Regions from separate parts of the Homo sapiens genome. Here region 1 is linked to region 2. The links are chromatin loops, found by intact Hi-C in ENCODE. Cell type or tissue: CD4-positive, alpha-beta T cell. All regions are shown on one strand. Region 1 overlaps PALM (paralemmin). Region 2 overlaps FSTL3 (follistatin like 3).

Region 1 (2,500 bases), 54 kb before region 2:
AACACAGGCACCTGGGCCCCCAGACACACAGACCCCACCCAGACACCAGGACACAGGCACCTGGGCCCCCAGACACACAGACCCCACCCAGACACCAGGACACAGGCACCTGGGCCCCCAGACACAGGCCCCGCACAGACACAGGCACCTGGACCCCCACCGCAACCCCTAGAAAATCCCACAGGCAGCCTCACAGTTCATTCCTCATCCTCAGCCCAGTGATTTTCACAAAATCCCTGAGAGGCCTGTCTGGATTTTTTTAATGATTAATTTTTAATTCTACAGTAAGACAAGAAGACACTCTCCTTATGAATAATTAACACACAACAAACCAGGCCAGAAGCACTTCAGACGCCAGCGTCAATCCCGGCTGGTGGCTGTCCCGCTATCGATACAGAAGCGGACACGTTCCGTGAAATGCAGTTTACAGACAGGGTCTCGCTCTGTCGCCCAGGCTGGGGTGCAGTGGTGCGATCACAGCTCAACCTCCTGGGCTCAAGTGATCCTCCCACCTCAGCCTCCCGAGCAGCTGGGACTACAGGCGTGCAGCACACACGGCTAATTTTTGTATTTTTAGTAGAGACGGGGTTTCACTATGTTGGCCAGGCTGGTCTTGAACTCCTGACCTCAAGGGATCCACCTGTCTCAGCCTCCCAGAGCGCTGGGGTTACAGGTCTGAGCCACTGGGCCTGGCCGGCGGCTAATTTTTTTATGTTTGGCAGAGACAGGGTCTCCCTGTGTTGCCCAGCATGCTCTTGAACTCCTGGGCTCAAGCGATCGATCCTCCTGCCTCAGCCTCCCAAAGTGCTGGGATTACAGGCATGAGCCACCACACCCGGCTAATTGTCTTTGCATTTTTTCAGTAGACACTGAGTTTCGCCATGTTGGTCAGGCTGGTCTCGAACTCCTGACCTCAGGAGATCTACCCGCCTCGGCCTCCCAAAGTGCTGGGATCACAGGCGTGAGGCACCGAGCAACTTTGTAGCTTCACTCCCCGCCCTGCCATCCCCTCTCTGGCCACCAGAGTGCGCCGAGGCCCCACGAGTTCCTTCCAGAGGTCCTACCTTTGGGCGTGCCCACCGGCGTCTGCAAGAAAGAAGAGAGAAGGGTCAGGGGCGTCAGCATCCCCGGGAAGAGGAAGGGGAGCCATGGGGTCAGGAGCCTGGGGAGGGCATGGCACAGTGGGTGACGTCATACGCACCCGCTTCTCATCCTATCCTCTTGGGACTCTGGCCAGAAACACAGAGGTCATCTTTCTTTTTTCTTTTTATTGAGATGGAGTTTCGCTCTTGTCGCCCAGGCCGGAGTGCAATGGGGCAATCTTGGCTCACTGCAACTTCCGCCTCCTGGGTTCAAGCGATTCTCGTGCCTCAGCCTCCCCAGTAGCTGGGGTTACAGGCCTGCGTCATCGCACCTGGCTAATTTTGTATTTTTAGTAGAGACGGGGTTTCTCCATGTTGGCCAGGCTGGTTTCGATCCCCTGACCTCAGGTGATCCACCCACCTCGGCCTCCCAAAGTGCCGGGATTACAGGCTGAGCCACCACGTCCGCTCCATCTCATTTCTTCCCTCCCTCCCCACATACCCCCGCATCAGCGGCTCCCGCAGGCCACCCTGAATCCAGCCGGCTCCTCCGTGCCCCCTCCAGTCTCGTCCACTCCTGCTCTCAAGCGATCCTCCTCCCTTGGCCTCCTGGGAGCCACTGTGCGAGGCTCAGGGTCTAGTGTCGCCTGTCTGAACCCGTTCTGCCCTGCATGGTCAGACCCTGCACACAGGCCCCTCTCCCTGAACTGTGCCCTGGCATCCCTGGTCTTCTTGCTGTTTCTGGGACACACTCCTGTCTCAGGGCTGTGGTGTCTGATGCTCCCTCAGTGCACTCTTCCCTCATCACGTCACTGGGTGTGCCCGTCAGGAAGGCAGGGGCCGTGCATGTGTATTGCTGAGTCTCCCATGACAGCACTAGTCCATGCTCAAACAACCTTCAGGGAAAAGCACCTGGAGAACTCCTATTCAACCTTCAAAACCCACTTCCTTGGCTGGGCACGGTGGCTCATGCCTCTAATCCCAGCACTTTGGGAGGCCGAGGCGGGCGGATCACCTGAGGTCAGGAGTTCGAGACCAGCCTGACCAACATGGCCAAACCCTGTCTCTACTAAAAATACAAAATTAGCTGGGCGTGGTGGCGGGCGCCTGCAATCCCAGATACTTAGGAGGCTAAGGCAGGAGAATCACTTGAACCCAGGAGGTAGAGGTTGCTGAAATCGTGCCATTGCACTCCAGCCTGGGTAACAAGAGTGAAACTCTGTCTCAAAAAAAAAAACACAAAAAAACCACCCCACGTCCTCCAGGTCGCCTGCCCAGCCCTCCCACGAAACCCACATCCTCCAGGTCGCCTGCCCAGCCCTCCCACGAATGAGGCACTTCCTTGGGGATTCCACAGCGCCCTGGGCTTCCCACCTCTTCGGCCTGACCACCCTCCCTGGGTGGTCCCCAATACACGC
Region 2 (2,500 bases):
TCTGCACCTGCGCAGCTGCCCGCGTGGCGCACGCCGATGGAGCGGCCCAGGAAGCAGGTGGCCTGGCGCATGTGGCACGAGGAGATGTAGGTGACGTTGTTGTTGCCGCAAAGCTCCTGGCCGGGGCTGGAGGGCACAGGGCAGGGCGCCGCTCGACACACCACGCAGTGGGCGCTGCCCGTCTGGTCCACGACGCACGACTGTGGCCGCGGGCACACCACGTGCTCACAGGACTCTGCAGGCCGGGTGCCAGGGGAAGTTCAGGGGACATCTCGCTGAGAACCCCGCAGGGCTCTTGGCCCCAAGACCCACCCTTAACCCCCAAGATGCGAAAACCCTCTGGTAGGAGACACAAGCACCCCCCCGCCCCCCGTGAGCCCCCCTCTCCATTCCACCCCTCAGGCTCCACCCACAAGCCCTGCCCTTCCCATTGTACCCAGGAGCCACACCTCTTTCGTGAGCTCCTGCCCCTTATGCTACCCAAAGCCCCGCCCCTCCGCGACTGCGGGGCCGCCCACCCAAACTCCACCCACAAATCCCCGCCCATCTCCACCCAGGAACCACGCCCCAGCCAAGAGCCCCGCCCCTTACATGACCCAGTCTCACCCCCCTGGTTCCATCATGCCCCTCTGGTTACACCCACAAGCCCCTCTCTGAGTCACGCTCCCGCTCTGACCATGCCACATACCTCTTGCCCAGTGTGAGCCCCCAGAGGCCCACTATTTTCCAAATCCCAACCCTACAAAAGACCCTACCCCGTGATACTCCCTCGGAAGTATAAAGACGCCCTTACTCAGGCCCCACCGCCACCCATGTGACCTGTCCTGGGCTGGAGGCCCCGCCCCTACGCACTGCGGCAGCGGCCCCGCCCCTCCAGCAGGCCCCGCCCCTCCAGCAGGCCCCGCCCCCGCAGGCCTGGCCCTCACGCATTGCGGTAGCAGCCCCGATACGTCACGCTCAGGTCCGGGTGGTCCCGCCCCAGGCCCCGCCCCCGCCTACTGCGGCAGCAGCCTCGATACATGACGCGCAGGTCCGGTAGGTCCCGCCCCGCCCCTCCACAGACCACGCCCCCACGTACTGCGGCAGCGGCCCCGGTACATGACGCTCAGGTCCGGGTGGCCGCGGCAGCGCGCGGCGCGCAGCTCGCACTCGTCGCGGTAGGTGGCGCCGTCTGAGCCGCAGACCTGCAGCCGCGCCGGGAGCCCCGAGCAGTCGGGCGCGCACTCGCAGCGCGGGCGGCCCCCCAGCATGCGGCACGCCTTGCCCGGGCCGCACTCCACGCCGTCGCACGAATCTGCGGACAGAGGACACGCGCGTGGGGCCGGGCGCGGGAGGGTCCCGGGCGTGGGGCCGCGCGAAGGCCTCGGGGCCCCTCCCTGCGCCCCTTCTGCAGGGCGGAGGCGGGGGCGCCGTCCCAGGTCAGGGTCAGTCGGAGTCGGGGCCCTCGGGTTCCCAGGGGCAGGGCTCAGGGTCCGGGCGCGGGACCGGTGGGGCCGAGGTCCGCGCTGCGCCTGCGCTGGGGGGCGGGGGCTGGGCTCGGTGCGCGCGGGCCGGGGCGGGGGGGGGTCTCTGCCCGGAATCGGGGTCCAGCGGAGCTACGCAGCCCCGGGCCGCTCCTCCTTGCAGCTGGCTGACGTCTGCTCCCGATGCACGCGCTCTTCTGGGAAGGCCGGAGGGGCCCCAGCTGCGTCAGCCTGGGGTGTTCCGCCCTTGCCAGGCGCGAGTCTGGGGCTGCCAGGACCTTCCCCCAGGAGGCGTCGGGGAGGGCGGGGCGCTGGACGGCCCTCCTGGCCTGGGGAGCGATTCCAGGGGAGGGGGCCCCCCACAGCCCTAGGCCTCTGAACCAGGAGCTGCCCCGCAGCCCCGCTGCTCAGACAGGGATATTGAGGTCCTGCTAGGGAAGCTCTCTCTGGGGTCCCCGCCCCCGCTTTCAATGTGAATGCTCATCGCCTCCTAGGCTTATCGCATCTTCCCAAGTCATCATTTTACAGATGGGGAAACTGAGGCCGGGTCGCAGCTATGAGTGCAGGGGCCCAAGCACCTCAGTTTGAAAGCTGCAGCCAGGACCCAGATGACCAACCCCCTTTCTGTTATCTGGGGGTCTGGTAGGGCCTCTGAACACAGCTGTTGAGTTTATGTGCCAGCCTCAGTTTCTCTGTGTGTAAAGTGGGGCTGACGAGGGAGCCCCACTTCCAAGGCAGTGCGGCACTCCTTAGGGGATGGCCAGCGCCCGCCACGCAGCCCTTGCAGGGCATGTGGGCCGCACCTGGGCGGCCCCGGCACAGCGGCTCACAGGCACATCTGGAAATGCTCGGCCAGGGTGGCTTTTATGCGAGCGAGAACGGAAGGGGGCCTGAGTTCCGTCCCCAGGGCCAGATGAGGTTGGGGGTGGGGGGTCCTGGGCCGTCTCATGCCCAGGCCAGGCACTTTTTGAAGACTGTCCTTCTCCCAGAAGCCAGAGGGGGGTCTGGAGGGAGCAGGGGTATGTGGCAGTGAGTTC

The links. Peaks named below come from ENCODE experiments on the same cell type or tissue, not always from the same donor. Only the 100,000 strongest peaks of a DNase experiment are listed, where the experiment ranks them.
Region 1: a loop joins it to region 2, with 6 times the contacts of the local background. A loop is called at or near these places in 13 of 110 quality-filtered maps.

Annotation. Positions count from the first base shown.
Region 1 is chr19:732,759-735,258 of GRCh38, reverse strand. PALM (paralemmin) reads right to left here. Exons shown (of 9, transcript NM_002579.3): 6 at 1,065-1,086. Among named protein-coding and RNA genes, the nearest start is that of MISP, 17 kb to the left of the region's middle. RefSeq lists an enhancer at 905-954. In CD4-positive, alpha-beta T cell, a CTCF peak has its summit at 1,018 (motif pointing right); DNase peaks (open chromatin) are centred at 1,038 and 2,398.
Region 2 is chr19:679,068-681,567 of GRCh38, reverse strand. FSTL3 (follistatin like 3) reads right to left here. Exons shown (of 5, transcript NM_005860.3): 3 at 1,079-1,294; 4 at 8-235. Among named protein-coding and RNA genes, the nearest start is that of FSTL3, 3.9 kb to the right of the region's middle. RefSeq lists enhancers at 1-85, 86-635, 2,320-2,500 and silencers at 456-555, 746-1,525, 1,556-1,865. In CD4-positive, alpha-beta T cell, no CTCF peak of the experiment used is centred here; DNase peaks (open chromatin) are centred at 537, 1,037, 1,697 and 2,310; H3K4me3 peaks cover 1,557 bases; H3K27ac peaks cover 392 bases.